2 separate regions of the Homo sapiens genome follow, and region 1 is linked to region 2. A link is an interaction called in ENCODE POLR2A ChIA-PET data of the cell type or tissue named here. Cell type or tissue: PC-9. All regions are shown on one strand. Each heading gives the region's core, and the rest is flanking DNA. Links, peaks and the distances in the headings are about the cores only. Region 1 holds the start of DRAIC (downregulated RNA in cancer, inhibitor of cell invasion and migration). Region 2 overlaps LOC101929129 (a long non-coding RNA gene).

Region 1 (9,294 bases), core at 2,475-4,974, 440 kb before region 2:
TTCAAAGGGGAGGGGCAGGGTGCTTGCTGGTGCTAACTGGATTTGATATCCTGAGGAAAGTTATATTTTGGATCCAGCATTCTCTGATTTGTCCTCCTCTAGCTTCCCCAAGAGTCATACAAATATTGGGGGATTCACAAGCATTGTCCCCCACTGGTGAACACCAGGAACAAGTGGGCAGTGGGGGCTGCAGAGTGTTTCTAGAGAAAGGGCTTAGGGGTGGCCCCTGCCTGGGTGGCACAGTGAGCACACTGTACTCCTAGGTAGATCGGATATTGACTTGGAGAGGTCTTGGAGAAAGGCTGATGAAGGTGATCGACAGCCTAAATCTCTGAAGCCGTCTCCTGATGCAACCTCTGACCCAACAATCTCTGGGTCTTGCTGTTATCAGCTCCATCAGTTTTACTGGGTGAGTAATTCATTTACCTGCTGTTATTGCCAGGGTGTCATCCTTTTCCTAGTTCCTGGTGGAATTGGAGATATGCTATCGGGAGTCCTTTTAGAAAGTGCCTTGTCTCCTATCCCATCTTTATAGCCCTGCATCTCACATCTCCAGCGACCTTGGCCTGCAGCCTGTTAAGGGGATTGGTGCTGAAGGCTGCTAAGCTCACCTTGAGAGCCCGTGATAGCAAAGGCTGGGGTGATGCTCACAGCCTCCTTTGTTCTTTTATTTGCCCAGCCCTGAGCAAACAAGCCTCAATAAACTAAATGGCATTTGGATATTGAAAATGCAAAGAGAAAGTGTCTGGAAGAACAATAAAGGAGTTAGAGCAGAGGTTGCGTGCAGGAGGAGATTACATTGTCTAATTCCCCTCAAAGGCACCATGGTTTTCCAAACAAGAAGTGTTTATCTGAAGCCTGGGTGAGAGCCCAATCGGAGTTTTGCTCTAACAACATCAACCTTATTTGACTGGATGCTGACTCAGAAGCTGTGATTTTGTAGGCAGGACCTGTGCTCACATCTTAGCTAGGCCCCAGGAATGATACAAAATGATGCCAGGTCGCAGAAGCCCTTGGCCTCAATGGGGAGGAAAAATGGATAAGAACAAAGCAACTGGGGGACCATAAAGGCCTGAACCAAGAGGCAATGGCTCTTCCAGGAAGCTTCTGGCCTCTCCTGGAAATCAATTACTTCTTTCTTCCCTGTGAATCCACAGCACTTGGCTAGCGCTTCCATAATTGCACAGAATTAAGTTTCTATCTTTGCATAGTAAATTATTTATATTTTTGTCTCTCTCTTTAGACCAGAGGGTCTGCAAACCATGGCCCAAGTAGCTTTTGTAAATAAAGTTTTATTGGAACATGGCCACTCATTTGTTGATACGTTGTCCGTGGCTGCGTTTGTACTTGAAGGGCCGAGTCGGGTTATTATTGCAACAGAGATGGTCTGCAAAACTGAAGTATTTACCATCTGGTCCTTTACAGAAAAGGTTCGCGGACCTCTGATTAGACCATGGGCTGGTGGAGAGCAGGGACTGGGTCTTACTCATATTTCAATCCCTAGGCACAGTGCTGCGCACAAGATGGACTTCCATAAATGCTTAATTAAGGAAAGAAGTGTCCAAGCTGGAGAGAATGAAGAGCATCAAGGGGAAACAGTTAAATTACTTAAGAGCAAGAGCCAGTTTTCCTAAGACTTTAAAAGCCTTCATTTACATATACAGAGTTGATAAGCTAATTACACAACAATCTTGTCCTAACCGTTAAATCAGCCCCCTAAGGTCTTGTTAGATAACACCTTGTTAACCTAGTTCAAGGAAACCTGCTGTTTCTCGAAAATAATAAAAGCTCAATTTCTGCAATCCAAACTCGACTCCCCCAACCACTCCAATCTCTCTTTAGTCTGAATTAGATATTAAATCGACATTTCCACTGAATTGGAAACGACCATGAAAATAATCAGTATTGCTCTATAAGTATGGCATTTCTCGAACTGTAGAGGCTGGCTGAGTGCAGCCCTATTTTATCCATCCTGCACTGTAGGCCTAGTCCTCAGGGCCCACATGCTTTCCCAGGACCTAAGAAAATGATCGTGACATGGAAATTTAAAAAGTGTTGCCTCCAAAATTAACATTCCTTGCAACTGAGCAAAACCAATATGAAAAAATGTTTAATTATGAGTCTACTAAGCAAATGACATTATACCAGCTCCAACTCAACTCCTACAGTTATTTATAAATTAGATGAAATGCGAGATGTGGGTGCATGTTAAGATGTTAGTTATGATGTAAGGGTGGTGCCTCCAGATGTGAAAATGGATGCAGAGGAGGATGTGCGTTTTGGGGGTCCCAAAGCTCACACAATTTTAGGACCTTTCTTTAAGAAAATGGATGCAGCACTTGAACCCGGGAGGTGGAGGTAGCAGTGAGCTGAAATTGTGCCACTGCACTCCAGTCTGAGCGACAGAGTGAGACTCCCTCTCAAAAAAGAAAAGGAAAGAAAAGAAAATGGATACAGCAATATCTTACTTCTGCAAATTTTAGCCAAGCATATGACCAGGTGAACACTCAGTATGGGTACTTCCAGAGCTCTGCAATGACCAGTGCAGGTCATTGCACTGCATTCAGAGAGGTTCTGAAGTCCAAGATTCCTCAGCCTGATGGTAAATACTCCCCAGGGTGGATGGGTTGTTACATCAATTATAGTAGAATGAGCTTGGAAAGTGCTGTCACCCCAGGCTTGGAGAGTCACACAATTCCTGTTAACTCTTTAAATGTTCTGAGAAAGTCCTCCAGTTCAGAAAGTTAACTTTATTTGACCCAGAGTTTTCAAAACTTGGTTTTTTTTCTTTTTCTTTTTCTTTCTTTTTTTTTTTTTTTTTTTGCTATAGAGACCCTCTCTGGGTGAACATTTTTGAACATCTCAGAAAGGGCTGGGAAAGGTTGACTTAGTCCCTTCTGCCTTCCGCTGCCCCCGCAATGCTCTTTCATTTTATGAAGAAGGAAACAGCAAGGACTCTGACTTCTCTGTTATCTCAGAAAAGAGCTGAAATTATCCCTCAACCTCAACCTCAGGTTGCAGACACGGCAGGTCAGAGAGGAGTTTTTCTGCAGAGGGTGGTCAGGGAGGAGAGGGGTTAGCTTAGAGGACAGGGCCAGACCTACTCATAAGGTATTTCTAATGTAGCGAAACACTTCCTCCAGAAAAAAAAAAAAAAAAAAAATTCCACACCTTTCTCTTGTTCAGAATTTTAAAAGAATGGGGCATTTTGCTTCAGATGGGGGCAAAAGTGGCTTGATGTGTGGATTCCTGTGTCTCACTTTCTCTTGCTTTCTTCTTTAAGAGTTTAGCCCAAGCCTGGAAACATCATTTTCAGGTCCCTGTGCAAAATGGAAATGCTGGGGCTCCCTGTTCTAGAATTATTCAGAATTTCAAGAGAGCATTCAACCAAGTTGGGGGTGGTGCCCTTTGGAGCTCAGGCCCTGAATAACTAGCCTCATAGGTTGCGTGCCCATGAAGCCAGTCCTAGTTAGTGCATATTCGTGTTTACTTATTTCAAAGTTCAAAGTTCTGAAGATATTTAGAGTCTGTATGTAAGGCCCAGTGGCGTAAGAGCTTTTAACATAATGAGCCAGATCTGGGCACCAGCGTGGAGATGCATTTTTACAGGGTGAATCATTAATTGGGCATTCTAAGAGTCACTCAGCCTTTTCAATGATTCATCAGCCATGCTGATGCTGTTGTGTAGTTCATATTATTGTTGTAATTAGCTGATGCTTGTCAAATGTAAACCTGGCTCTAACCTGGGTGTTTTCAAAAACAGCACTAGTTACTGTGTATTCAGGTAGAGGGGGTCAGCATACTGTAACTCTCTGTTTTCCTGACTTGTAATAATTAACCCCTTCTCTCAGGGGACGCACTCTCATTGTCTTTCCTGTAAACAGTTGGTAATTGTGAGTGGAGCTGTGGAGTGAGAAAGTGGGTACTGCTTTTCCTGTTTCAAGGGCCTGCATGTTCAGAAGCAGCAGTGTGGCATGGGAGATGTTATAGCAGCAGAGTCAGGGGCCAGTTCTTTCACTGCCTGATAACTTGGGCTTTCCAAGGGAAAGGGAGGGAGGTGGTCACTGCGGGTGAGACAAAGAAAGTGCTTGGTAAGGGATTTCTGGGATCCTTGAGCCCAGAGTGGATTAGATGGGATTAGAGACCCACTCTGAGCTGTTTCTACCTGCATCTTAATCCACTCCAGAGCTGAGGCTTCCTGATCCCTCTAACCAGGTGCATGTTCACTGGGCTTCCAGCTTCCAAGCCTTCTACCTGTGGAATGCTTGGTCCAATGTCTGGGGCACCCACTCTTACTCCAAACTCCTCCAGATCTGCAGAGTGGCCCAGCATATTCTCTTCTTGAAAGGAGGTCTTTGCCTAACAGAAGTAAGTCTGTAACCCTAGGCTGATTGGAGAAAGGGGTGTGGTGTTTATGTGACCTGTTTTCTTGCCTCCAGGGCAGGTCAAGGAATCCTTCCTTGACCCTTAAAAACAGCAGTGGTTTTAACAAGTTTTCTCCTTTTTGCTTTTAACTTTTTCTTGGTTCATAGTCTGCATGCTACTGTCTCATGGAGCCAGGAGCAGAGCAGGAGAGGGGGAAAGCTGGGGTCTGATGGAGGCTGGGAACCTTGTGGCCTGTGCCTGAGCTCTGTGGGACCATGTTGGGGCAGGGATGGGAGTGCCCTAGGCCCGGAAGCAGGTTGGCCGTGGCTCAACACTCACCAAATGCACCCAACCTTAGCTAAGACTTCTCCTTATAGGGGGATCATCGATACCACATCTTCCGGGCCCATTTTCCTTACTTAACCAGATGTTAGGCCATGCAGATTGGAGAAATATAGTTATCTCTACTTAACACGTCATAAATTACAATCATAAATTACCCCCGTGTTTGTGTGCCCTTGTTCCGAAAGCAAAGGTTCTGAAACAACCTTAGTTGAGATGGACGTTTCCAGTGAGGGTAGGTATATCAGTAGGTTGAGACGAAGCATGCCAATGCAGGTACGATTTACTTATTTGTTTTTAATTGCTGTAGATAAACCCTAATTCATAACTATTTACTGGAGGTGAATTGGGCCCCCATCCGCTCCACTTTTAAGGCAAGCTTAAACTTCTCCCTGATAACCTGTCACTGGTTTTGCCTTTAAAGACCCAGCCTCATCAGCCCATTTTCTTATTGCCACAAAAAAACCTGTGCAGCCACTGACCTCCTCTGTGACCTCGGGCAAGTCCTTTCCTTACACTGGGCATTCACTGCCCCATCTATAAGCAGAAGGTAATAGACCGGCCCATCTCTATGCCGGAGAACTTTGTCTTCAAACCCCACAGCCTTCTCTTTGCGCTGAGGGCAGGGCTACTGGTCGATGCAGGAGGAGGAGGCCTTGGAGAGGTCCCTCTGATGAGGAAGCCCATCCGAGCGGCTCTCATAGGCCACACACTTGAAACGAAGTGCGCGTCTCCACTTGAACGGTAAAATCTCGGTGCTGACCCAAGGCTCTGATGGTAGGTTTTCTAGGGAAGGCTGGTGGGTTTCCTCACTGGGAGCAAGGCATCCTCTGCAGTCACATATGGGCAATGACAGCTCATTCTCACTAGGGTCTGTCCTGCTCACATCACAAAAATAACCATAAAAGTCCCTATTATTTACTGAGGGCTTATCGTGGGTGAGGTGCCGCACTGAGGGGCAGTCCCTCCAGGGGTATTGTTTCCATTTCACAGGGAGAAGTGTTGTTGAAGTTCAGAGAAGTTAGGTAACCTGCCTAAGGCCTCACAGCACCACGAGTGGCAGAGCTGGGATTCTACCCCAGGCACTTAGCTCTGAAGCCCGAGCTCCTGACCACTTTGCCTGTATCCTTTCATAAATGTAATCTTTAAGCTGCGGCTGTTCCCTGTTAAGCCCCTGTTTAAAGATCTATCAAAGTAGATGCCTCCTCTGAGTTGCAGCCTTCTCTGATTCTCCTTATCATCATGAGAGCAGATACCAAGAGGTAGAGATGGCCAAAAGGTTTTAAGTTCCCTCTATTCTCTTGTACAATGCAGTGCCAAGTAATACCCTGGGGTTACTCACACTGCTATGGCCTCTAGTTGAAGATAGGAGTGCTGTGGTTTTTTTCTTGGCAAGAAATTGTGGACCAGGGGTGATATCCAATCACAGTCCTCTGGCCTCATTTGAGACACAGAGGGCAAGTATTTTTTTAACCCTATTATTTTACAAAAATATTAAAAGGCAAGCAACTGGACATGGTGGCTCATGCTGTAATCCCATTGTTTATGGGAAGCTGAGGTGGGAGGACCACTTGAGGCCAGGAATTCGAGATCAGCCTGGACAACATGGTGAGACCCCATCTCTACAAAAAAAAAATATATATATAGTCAAGTGTGGTAGTGCACACCTGTAGTCCCAGCTACTTGAGAGACTGAGGCAGGAGGATTGCTTGAATCCAGGAGCTTAAAGCTGCAGTGAGTTATGATCGTCCCACTGCACTCCAGCCTGTGTGACAGAGCACGATTCTGTTAGACTGGGTAACAGAGTGAGACCCTGTCTCAAAAATAACAGCAAGTAAGCAATCATGATTTTTTGACTTTTCAAGGAATTTGCAAACAACATGTATTCCCTTTGCCCATCTAGCTTTTGGGAAAGGACACCCAAATTCCAACAGTCACCTACCTAGAAAAATAGATAACCACAGCCATGGTCCATTCCATTGCGACTTGGTGATGTCAGAAGGTCTCAGGCTCAGGAGGGGCATCTCCCAGGGTCTCTCAGCAAATATCCCGATTCCTTAAACTGGGACAGTGTTTTCTGTCTGCAGAGTGTGCTCCCACCTTGGAATGGGCTTGTCTGGCCTGACCCTGAATATGCCCAGCAGGGACTGCATCCCTCAGTTCATAGATACAGAGGTTGAAGGTCAGGGAGGTGAAGACAGAAGGGGCAGCCAGTCAGAGCCAGCAGCTGCAGCAGGACCCAGATTTCTTGATTCTGAGTCCAGGATTCTTTCCACTCCACCAGCTCTCTTGTATGGACAGCTCAGGGGTCAGAGAAAGCACCTTTATTTCTGAATTTCCTTCTTCTCTCCTGTAGCCTTATGACCAGTGTTCAGAAGATTTATCTCTTTCTAGCTTGGGACTTGCACCCAGCAAGTTTCCATGCAAGGCAGCTGCCTTTAAGAAGAACAGAAGAGTCCCAGTTGGGCTTATGGGGAATGAAATCAGTCCCAAGCCCCGATCTCTCTGAAAAGTTGTTATTAAATTCTGTGCCTGGCCCTGACCTGGATTTAAAGATTTGCAAGAAGACAAATTCCAAACAGATGCCCATTAGGGCCGTGACAGCCGCAGCTTAAAGATAACATTTACATTCTGCCGGGGTTTGTATCTCTCTGTTCCCCACTCGGCCCCTCTCTTTCCTCCGGTGGGATCAATACCTCGGTTGAGGTTACGTGGAGGTGGCCACATTCTTTTAAGCTGTTTGCTCAGTGCTTGGTTTGCTCTGCTAACACGCTGGGCACTTCTTCCAACAGCCCTGTTTGCCCAGCATTAGGGCTGTTTGTTGAAACACCTAGCCCAATCCGAGGGGGCTCAGCTTTCTAAACAGTTGGTCCCCGAATCTGTCAATCAATAACACCAATTGGGTTCCTGATACGAACAGCAAGTGTGGCCAAGTCCAATATTTGCCCAAACACTGCCTCCTCCCCCTGCACCTGACTGTCCCCCAGCTTGACTAAAAGGACGATCACCAGGCGCATGGGCTGCTGGGAAGATACAATGTTGGCAAACAGGGAGCTGGTTCCAGGAAAGAAGGGCACATGAGCAAACATGATGGCCCCTTTATGAGAGGTAATTTACTGAAATGCACAGCGATTACCTGCTCACCCAGCCCTGATGTAATTAAAAATGGCAGGCTAGGGGCTCTGTTTCCCCCGGCTCTGGCAGAGAAACCTGGGTTTCGACTTGTGAAGCTTGAGGTTGGATGTGGGAATTGGCTTGGAGTCATAGGCGATGAGAGGGACATTAGGATATTATGAAGCCCGTGAACTCAACTCCTGAGAAGGACGCAGCAGAGCGAGAGAAAAGGTATCTTCAAAAGAGGCTGATGTTCAGTGGGTACGGGCTTTTCTTTTGGGATGAGGAAAAAAATGTTTTAGAACTTGTGAGAGGTGTTGGTTGTGCAGCATCGTGAATGGACTAAATGCCAAAGAATCGTTCACTTTAAAATGGTTAATTTTATGTTGTGTGAATTTCATCGAAAAAAAAAAAATAAAAAGGGTGAATCCCAATGAACCCGGGTCGTTTACATTTCAGAAGCTCTAATGCCTAACTCAGGGTTTGGCTCAGAGTAAATGCTTAATAAATGTTTATTGAAAGAACAACCTAACATTTGCACAGTCAACAAAGCTCTTTGTTATACATTAGCTCATTTCATTTTTAAAGAATCCTCTGAGGTGGGCAGGGGTAAGCATTCTCGTGTTGTAAAGGGGAAACTAAGGCTTTGAGAGGAGTGTGGCTTGCACAGTGTCACGTAGCTAGTGGCAGCACTGCCAGAATTCAAACCCAAAAGTCTCTGGCTCCAAAGTCTGTGCTTGTAAAGCGATACTATTTTGTCTACCTCATGGCTTTCAGGATGGGAAAGAAAGCAATAGGGTTTTAAAATATGTTCTCTCCCCTTCTTTTTTTTAAGGGTATTTATTACTAAAAGTGTTTTAAAACTGGACCACTGAGTAAAGTCACTCCATCTCCTACTGTTCCTAGCACAGTGCTTGATAAATATTTGCTGGCTCATTCAGCTGCAGCTGCAGAGACCTACCTGTGTTTGCTGTGGCGACTGTCCGGGCCAAAGCTCAGGCAGCTGGAAGTATCAGTGAAGCCAGAAGATTCTAGCTGTTCAGGGTCTGTGAGGAGGAGTCAAGGTCTGGGGTTTGTGTCCTCTGGCATAGCAATGGCACTGCAATGGGGGAGCCTGTTGCTGGGCTGGGCCATCTCGCCACTGTCACCTGCCTGTTGAGGGGTGACGGTGGTTGTTGAGAGGCTGGATCAGACCCCAGAGGTGACATGGATGTGGCATATTTGTTGGACTTACACAGCCTTGCATTTTATTTTCATCTCTGTTCCTTCCTCCCATGAGATCTTGGGTGGTGTTTATCAACCCTGAGTAATCGTTTCTTTGTCTGCAAGATGGAATAAAAAGGCCTACCTCATTGGGCTCGTGTGGGTGAGGAGAACTGAAGAGTCTGAGAGCGCGGCACGAGCCAGAGGCTACGGAAAACACTGCCCTCCTACACTCCACCTTGGAGAGACCCAGAAAAGAACAAGCTTCAT
Region 2 (9,294 bases), core at 4,229-6,728:
CCTACCGTCACCGGCATCACAGGAAGACCGAGAGAATGAGATAAGGCCCAGGAAGCCCCATGAAAAATTCCAATGAGGAATAGCCTGGCCTACACCAGGGTTTGCATCCGACTCCACCACTGCCTGGCCATTTCTTAACTTTTAGATTTCCTCATCAGTGAAATGGAAATAATACAAGCACCTCCCTCCTAGTGATGACGTGAGAATTAAGTGAGTCAATACCAAAGTGCTTGACAGAGTTCCCGGCACATGGTAATTGCTCCAATAACTGTTGGATAATAGATACTCCTTATCAGTATTAAGCGGACAATGCCTTGCCCTGCCTCCTTTCCCAGCCTCACCCCCACACCCCTTCTGAACACCCCTCCTCACTCACTCCAGCCTGCCAACCTGCATTCAGCTCCCCCTCCCCTGGCCTTCTCTAGTGAGTTCCTCATACCTGGTATGCCCTCACCCCCACATAAAGTTACCAGATTTAGCAAATAAAAATATAGGAGGCTAGGTGAATTTGTATTTCGGATAAACCACAAATAATTTCTTAGTATAAGTATGCTCCAAATACTACATGAGCTATACTTATACTAAAATTATATGTAGTTTATCTAAAATTGAAATTTAGACCGGGTGCGGTGGCTCACACCTATAATCCCAACACTTTGGGAGGCCAAGGCGGGTGGATCACCTGAGGTCAGGAGTTCGAGACCAGCCTGGGCAACACGGTGAAACCCCGTTTCTACCAAAAATACAAATATTAGCCAGGCATGGTGGTGTGCGCCTGTAGTCCCAGCTACTCAGGAGGCTGGGGCAGGAGCATCGCTTGAACCCGGGAGGCAGAGGTTGCAGTGAGCTAAGATTGCACCACTGCACTCCAGCCTGAGAGGGAGGTTCCATCAAAAAAGAAAGAAAGAAAGAAAGAAAGAAAGAAAGAAAGAAAGAAAGAAAGAAAGAAAGAAAGAAAGAAAGAAAGAAAAGAAAGAAAGAGACAGAGAGAGAGAGAGAGAAAGAGAGAGAAAGAAAGGAAGGAAGGAAGGAAGGAAGGAAGGAAGGAAGGAAGGAAGGAAGGAAGGAAAGAAAGAAGAAAGAAAGAAAGAAAAAGAAAGAAAGAAAGAAAGAGACAGAGAGAGAGAGAAAGAGAGAAAGAGAGAGAAAGAAAGAAAGGAAGGAAGGAAGGAAGGAAGGAAGGAAGGAAGGAAGGAAGGAAGGAAGAAAGAAAGAAGGAAAGAAAGAGAAAGAAAGAGAAAGAAAGAAAGAAAGAAAGAAAGAAAGGAAAGAAAGAAAGAAATTTAACTGAGCATCCTGTATTTTATCTAGCAGCCCTACCCCAAGCCCATGAGTCGGTGAACTTGTACTCATCCTTCCACACTCAAGTCAAGCATCGCCTCCTCCAGGAAGCCTTCCCTAATCTCCAGTTAATGTAGCCATCCCTTGTCAGTGCTCCTTCAACTCGCTAGGCTGGCTGACCTCAACCCAGCTCTGATCACTACTTTTCCCCATGCTCTGTGATTCATGATCCACATGCCCATCCCTCCATCTAGATTTTGAGCTCCTGGGGTGGAGTAGAGGGTGTTTTATTTGGCTGAGAGTGGGTAAGGCAACTAGTGCACCCTTCCCTAAACTTGTTTACCATGGGGCCTCCCCTCTCCTTCTTCCTCCTCAGCAGGCGCTATGCTCAGATGAGGAACTCTTTCCTGTCTCTACCACCAGACTAGGAACAACAGCAGGAGGTGGGGACTGGGACAGAGATTGCTAGTTGCCACCCATCAAGTTCATTCTCTCTTCTTCAGTAGTAACAAAGCCCTGCCTGGGACAGCATTGCGTTGTGCCTAAAGACTACATTTTCCTGGCTGTGCGTGGTGGCTCACATCTGTAATCCTAGCAGTCTGGGAGGCCGAGGCGGGTGGATTACTTCAGGTCAAGCCTTCAAGACAATCCCGGGCAACATGGTGAAACCCTGTCTCTACCAAAAATACAAAAAAATTAGCTGGGTGTGGTGGCGCATGCCTGTAATCCCAGCATTCCAGAGGCTGAGGCAGGAGAATAGCTTGAACCTGGGAAATGGAGGTTGCAGTGAGCCAAGATAACTCCACTGCACTCCAGCCTGGGCAACAGAGTGAGACTTCAAAAATAAAAATAAAAATAAAAAGCCTACATTTCCAAGCCTTCCTTGCAGCTAGGCAAAGCCAAATAAAGTGATGGCCAGTGAGATGCATATGGAGTATTGTGTGGAAATCCAGGAGGTCTGGGAGATGTTGCCTTTGTCCTTCCTCTTTCCTCTTTTCTGCTGCTGGGAATGCAGATGTGCTGACTGGAGCTCCAGCAGCCATCTTGCACCATGAGCTAATCTTGAGACTGGTAAAGCAAAAGAAGCCTGGCCTAGATTACTTTGTGGAGTCACCATTTCAGCCCTTTACTGTATAGTGTCAAGTACTGTGAAAGGTCTGAAATTTTACCCTACTTGCAAGTTAACAAGTTAACCTGCCAGAGTGTCATGCAAACTAGCAGAAGACATGAGAATCCTGGTCAGAGACAATGGACTTTATCACTCATGTTACAGCAAGTGGCATGAAGTTCATGTTCATGTCAGTTTGCATTAGTTCCTCTTGTCCCCAGGTCCCTTGGGGCAATGCAAAGCAGTCCAGGTAGATGCTGCAAATGCAGGAGGTTTAGGTCACAGCTGAGGAACCCAAGCTTGGGAAGTCCCAATCCTTTACAACAGGGCTGGTAATAAACCTTCCCCACCCTTGCCCTGAGCAAGACGTTATCTTTATCATACTGGACAGCAAGCAAATCCACCCTTTGACACAGAGAATGACACTATCTGTATGTTCTGAGCCTATAAAACATCTTTGCAAAGATGATCTGGAACAAAAGCCACCCATGGCTCTGCTTATAAGACAAATGAAAACGTGGGAGACTTATGGAGCATTGTCCCCCAGCATATGCTTCCAAACTTCTGAGTAAGACACAACCCCAGTGCATTGAAGCCATTATTATTCAATGTTATATGCAGCTGAACCTGGTGCTAAGTGATACAATAATACAGATCGTTCTTTGTTCCTCATGTCAGGTAAGCATGTGTTCTCTATGTAAAGAGGCCCTTAGAGGAAAATAGTCTGCCCCAAGTTTGTCCTCAGAAATAGAATATTTGTCTTTAACAACTGCGAAATAAAAATCAACCTCATTCATTCTGTAAAGATTAATTTTTCCCCCAAGTTGAATCATTAAAGACGTAAAACTACCGAGATGGACTTCGGGGCAGCAGAAGGAGGTGAGGATATGACTGGGCCAGCATAGTGAGCTACATTTCAGTTGGCATGGATAACCGACTCGTGGATGGAGTTTTGAGTTTATGTTGGGCTTTAAGGAAGAGTAGAAATGACTCAAGAAATCCCCATTATGACTTCCGTGGCCCCACAGACAACACTGCCCACTACTTTTCGCTTTTGTGGCAACAGCACTCTCACTTCTTTTGGGAGCTGTCCCTTCCCTTCATCCACCCACTGGTGAGGCTGCAGAGGAGACAGTGAACCAGTGCACCCATCACTGGCCACGGCACAGGGGTGGGAGATGTGACTCAAGCAGGGCCTGCAGAGCCCTTCCTAGGGACTTTTCAATTGGGAACTAAGGAAAGAGAGTCTTTTCCCCTTGTTGGCAAAACTGGAAATCTATGGCTGGGAATTATGAGCAGTCCGGTGCTCGGTCTCAGAGAGTGACACTGACATGGGTGAAAGACCCTGAGAGCCACGCTGGTGACAGCAGCTGATGGAGCCCATTGCCCCTGCTCTTTCTGTAGGTGAATCCCACAGCTCAGTCAATCTCCCCTTTTGCCTGATTGGTTTGAAGTGGATGCCAGAATTGTAACTGAGAATCCAAACTACTATCTCCAAATTGAGTCTGGTAACCTTAGACAGAGGCTGGCCTCTTATGTGCCCATTCTGTGTCAGCATTTGGGGGAAGGTAAAAAACAAACAAACAATGAAACAAAACAATCAGCCTGGCTTATCTGAATACGCACAACACCGCAGAGACGGCGCCAGTGGAGGCATGCCTCAGACCACGCCATTAACAGAGGCCCCAAAAGTTCTCAGCCCCGTCTCCATCCCACAGCACAGAACTGCTCCAGTGGAGTGAACCAGTCAGGGTGGCCTCGACTGACCTCTGCTACCTGCTGGTGTGTACACAGTCTCGACTCGAGCCCCCTCAAAGCCCGCGTGAGAAAGCAGGTGCTGCCTGCCTGCTCCATATTATTAGAATTCATTTCCATATGTTCCTTTCATCTTCTCTCCAGGATAATTGTTCTTCTGGGGCTCAGGGCGTGGGAGGGCAGGAGGTGCACACTCCTGTTTATCAACTCACTAAATGCCTGCTTTAAATTAAAACCCACACCACATGCTGGCTCACACAGGAATAATATTAAGACCAACTGTTTTCCTGCCTCCTGCTATCAATGCCAAACTGATTTAAACCCGCGTTTCCTTTCCATCTAGGGACATCCATTCTGGAAGTATCTAGCAATAACCTAGTTCCTACAGCTCCCAATCCTTTTTTTTTTTTTCTTTTCTCTTCTCTTTTTTTTTTTTTTTCTCTTTTGAAAGACCCTCCTGCACTTAAGAGGACACACAGCCTGAAAGATCCTTTTATACCCTTTACTGTCAGCCAAACCCTAGTCCAAACAGTGTGTCTGTTTAATCAGTCAACAAGCCATTATTGTACCTTCTCAGTGCCAGGCCCGGTGCTAAGTCCTTCATATACATAGTCTCATCTAATCTGATCTAATCCTCCCAATAAACCTGAGAGAGGTATTATCATCCCTTTCCAGAGGAGAAGCAGAGGTCTGGAGAGGAAGAGCGACCTGCTCAAGGTTAGGTGGCTGCGGGCGGTGGAGCTGGCAGTCCTGCCCATGCTATCTCACTTCGGAGCCCCGCCCTCTGCCCAGCGGCTGGCCACCAATCTGCTCTCCATTATCCCAGCTGCTCCTCTCACCCCACCTGTGGCCAATAGGCCGGGATCATTGCCTGTTCTGTACGCACACGGGATCCAGACTGCACTGGCAGTTACTCACCTAGAGTGATTTCATCAACAGGAAGGATTCTGCTGCTGAGGCAAAATCCACTTCAACGGCCTTCCTTTGACTGAGGTGAGCCCACTAATCCTCTGGGTTAAAACATATGATCCTGTTCTATGGTGAGTAGTTCTATGCAAACCTAGCCCCAAAGCCTAAGGAAGCTGAGAGGCCAAAGAAAGAGGCCAAGAAACCCAGGTTCTCAGAAAGAAACATTTAATAGGGACTCACGAACAACCCATGTCTTGGGTGGCTGCAAGGCGCAATGGTGGACGCCTGCACTGCTACCCCCAGACCCAGGGCTCGTATGCCATAGGGAATTTGCCTAAGGGCAGGATTTATAGTAAGTATGTGTTTATGGTAACATCAAGGTTGTTTTGATCTAAGGGCAGGATTTACAGCAACTACATGAAAGTAGAGATCTTAGAGGCTTTCCTGGAGCTGGGGTTAATCAGAAGTCAGCATGGCACATTAGCATCCAAGATGGAGTCACTTCAGCCTCCACAGGTCCTCAGACATCCCCTTTAAAATGCACCTGCTGTCAGTGTAGTCAGTGCAAAACAAACAGCCCCAACATTTAGTAGCTTCAAACAACCACCATTCTATTTCCTCATTCTTCTGTGGGCCAGTAGTTTGGGCTGGGCTCTTCTGGGCGGGTCTTCTGCTGGTCTTGTCTGGAGTCACTCATGCAGCTACACTCATCTGGCAGCTCGCCCATGGCTGCTCCTCATTGCTGCCAGGGGCTCCAAGGGAACAACAGTGGAAGCTGCAGGACCTCTTGAGGTCTGGGCTCAGAAGCTCCATGACATAACTTCCTCTGCATTCAATTGGTCAGTGCAAGTCGCAAGAGGCAGAGAAATCCACTTCACCTCTTACTGGGATAAAGGGTGTACATACCGGTATTGGGGGGAATTTGTGCCCATTTTTTTGCAAGCTGCCACACTTGGGAAGGTTGGTGAATTAAGGTGTCTCTAAAGCAGGTCTTCTCAGTCTTGGCACTGCCGACATGTTGGGACGGATGATTCAGGGGATTCCTGCTTTGGGGGACTGTCCTGTGTAATGCAGGTTTAGCAGCACCTCTGGCCTCTACTAGCTGTCAGTAGCACTGCCCCAGTGGGGACACACAAAAATGTCTCCAGACATCAGCTAATGCCTCCATGGAATGGGAGTATTGTCTCTGTTTGCTGACCATTGCTCTAAAGCAAGGGCCCCAGAGAAGTTGCTTCCCGAGCCTCTTGCAGTGGCTCCCCTTGGGCCCCATGATGGGCTCTCCTCAGTGCGGGCCAGCCGGAGGAGAGGGGGCTTTGAGAGTGAGAGGCAGGAGGTACAGTTTAGAAACACAGCCCCTGTGTTTTGCCAGCCCTACCTCAGCACAGCACTCACGGCCAGGCCAGGGCCAGGGGAGCGTGTCTTGGTCCCACCAGCCCACGGGGCAAAGGGCCCTGCTGAGGCAGGTCCAACTCTGGACTCTGCTCTCATCACCCCCAACTTCCTGCCACTCCCCAGCCCCACTGTGTGCTCCCCAAACTTCATTCAGCCACCTTTCCACGGGGCTGCCTCGCCAGCTCACACAGCAAGGCCAGGAGTGAGTCCAGCTCTGACAGCCTGGGCCTCACACTTGCCAGCTCCTGCCAGCGCTCTCCATAGGCAGTCGAGGACTCCTGAGTGGACTGACTGCTGGAACCACAGGCCTGCGGCCCACCTGGCCATGGGCAGCACCACCACCTGAGAAAACCTCGGCCTGTCTGCCGGCAAACACAGCTGGATCCACTTTCCATCCATATCCAGAATCTGACCACCTCCCACTACTCCCAGCCTGGCACCAGCCACCAGCACCTCTCACCTACATGCTCCCAGGAGCCTCCCACCTCGCCTCCATATTCTACACTTGACCCTACAGCCTAGGCTCCACCCAGTGGCTACCGGATTCTGCTAAAGCTTCAGTGTGATTGTGCTACATCTCTGCAACTCTGAAAATGGTTGCCATTTTCTCAGAGGTAAAGCCCAAATCTCTACTGTATACAACCAACGAGGCCCTGTCTGACGGGGCCTATTGCTGCTCACCCCACCTCCTATGGCTCCCGCCTCCCTCACCCTGACCAGCCACACTGCTCCTCGCTCCTCCTCCAACACGCCAGACACCCACCCACCTCAGGGCCTTGGCCTTTGCCCCTTTGTCTAGAATGTTCTTCCTCCACACGTTCACTTGCTCCCCTCTTCACTTTCTCCAGGTCTCTCCTCAAAGTCGTCATTTCAAAGAGGCTCCGTCTTAGCTCAGGCTGCTGTAATGACACACCACAGACTGGGTGGCTTAAACCACAGACGTGTATTTTCCCTAGTTCTGGAAGCTGAGAAGGCCAAGGTCAAGGCACCTGGCTTGCAGATGGCCACCTTCTTGCCGTGTCCTCACATGGTGAAGAGAGAGAGAGCTCTGGTCTCTCTTGCTCTCCTTACAGGGACACTAATCCCATCGTGGTGGGGAGGGGCACACACGTGGCCTCATCTAAATCTAATTAGCTTCGTCCCAAAGTTCCCACCTCCAGACACGATCACACTGGGGGTTAGGGCTTCAACATGTGGCTTTTAGGTGACGCACACATCCATCCTCATTTCACCCGCCCTGGCAACTCTTTTGAAAATGTCAACCCCGGACACTCATATTTCTCTTCTCTGCTTTATTCTCTCCACAGCACTCATCCACCCTAGCATATAATCCATTCTACTTTCTCTTATTTATGGTCTGTCTCCTGCACTAGAATGGAACTCCATATGGAGAGGTATTTCCTTTCTTCCATCTACTGCTCTGTCCCAGTACCTAGAACAGTGCCAGGTATATGGAAGGGGATCAATAAAAATGTGTTGAATAAACAAATGATTGATTGAATGAATAAATTAATCCTATGCAGGACAGGGACACCTGTAGAAGGTGGAACTAGCTTGAGTTCTTCAAGCCCCACTCTGCATGGCGTTCAGGTGGCTTAGAGGATCCCCTTCCAGCCTGAAGTATTTTGCCCCAGCCCCAGCCAGGCCTCCCAGAATCAGCTTCCCCCTCTCATTTCCCCTCCTCTTCCATCCTCCCCTCTCCCTCCTGCTGAGAGCCCTGATGCCTGTTCAGCTCTGCCTGCCCTGAGACAGCAGGCCTCAGTGGGGCTCCATCTGGGTGCTCTGAGCCACCCAGTACTGGGAAGAGAGAAGAAGCAAGAAGAGCCAGGCTAGGGGGTGGGGGCAATGCTGCAGATCAAAGGCTGGGAACAGAGGACTCATCACCACAAGGCCAAGGCAAGGGCTGGACCCACTGTAGCATCTCCAGACTTATTTTCACAGGTGCAAACATGCCCATAACACACCCCACCAAGCATCGGCTCTTGCCTCCCTCTCCGGGGGCTCCCACTCCTTTAGTAGCATGAGAAGTGCTCAGGGTGCCAGTCGCCCAGGCCCAGGCAAGACAACAGGAGCCTCACAGTCTCAGCCCTTCCTGGGTGTAAGTCTCCCCCATTTGATGGGCAGAGCAACTGACACTTAGAGGGACTCTGGCTTCTGGACCATGTGCTCATCTGCCCTATCTGAACATTGCCACACAAGCATTGATTTACTTTTGAAATCAGAAGGAAAACTAGTTAAATATTACAGATCCAATAAATGATTCTTGGATAAAAGAATAACCCAGTTTTTTGGCTGGGCACAGTGGCTCAAACCTGTAATCCCAGCACTTTGGGAGGCTGAGGTGGGCAGATCGTTTGAGGTCAGGAGTTTGGGACAAGCCTGGACAACATAGCAAAACCCTATCTCTAGAAAAAACACAAAAAATTAGCCAGGCATGGCAGCAGATGTCTGTAGTCCAAGCTATTCAGGAGACTGAGGTGGGAGGATGGCTTGAGCTCAGGAGGCAGAGGTTGCACTGAACAGAGATCACACCACTGCACTCCAGCCTGGGTGACAGAGTGAGACCCTGTCTCAAGAAAGAAAAAAAAGAATAACCCAGTTTTATAAGCAGAAGAAAGAGAGACAGACAGACAGGAAGAGAGCAAGAGATAGAGGAAAGAAGGAAGGGAGGGAAGAAAGAGAGAGAGGGAGGGAGGAAGAGGAAGGGAGGAAGGCAAGAAGGGAGTGAGGAAAGAAGGGAGGGAGAAAGAGGGAAGATGGGCTTTCATTTTCCCACAAGAGAATGGATACTTCCCACCCTTAACACTGATCACATATGAACACTGAAAATGATTACTTCTTCTGGTACT

What was found. ChIA-PET counts read pairs that join two places held together with the same protein. Peaks named below come from ENCODE experiments on the same cell type or tissue, not always from the same donor. Only the 100,000 strongest peaks of a DNase experiment are listed, where the experiment ranks them.
Region 1: POLR2A ChIA-PET joins it to region 2 with 9 read pairs; 1 of 35 experiments calls an interaction of 5 or more read pairs at or near these places.

What each region holds. Positions count from the first base shown.
Region 1 is chr15:69,553,966-69,563,259 of GRCh38, forward strand. It overlaps DRAIC (downregulated RNA in cancer, inhibitor of cell invasion and migration), which reads left to right and starts at 7,755. Exons shown (of 5, transcript NR_026979.1): 1 at 7,755-8,052; 2 at 9,151-9,294. RefSeq lists enhancers at 4,095-4,598, 4,599-5,100. In PC-9, for the core only: no CTCF peak of the experiment used is centred there; a DNase peak (open chromatin) is centred at 3,586; H3K27ac peaks cover 1,630 bases.
Region 2 is chr15:69,992,343-70,001,636 of GRCh38, forward strand. The region is part of intron 2 of LOC101929129 (a long non-coding RNA gene); the gene reads right to left. Among named protein-coding and RNA genes, the nearest start is that of MIR629, 82 kb to the right of the region's middle. RefSeq lists an enhancer at 7,846-8,347. In PC-9, for the core only: no CTCF peak of the experiment used is centred there; a DNase peak (open chromatin) is centred at 5,749.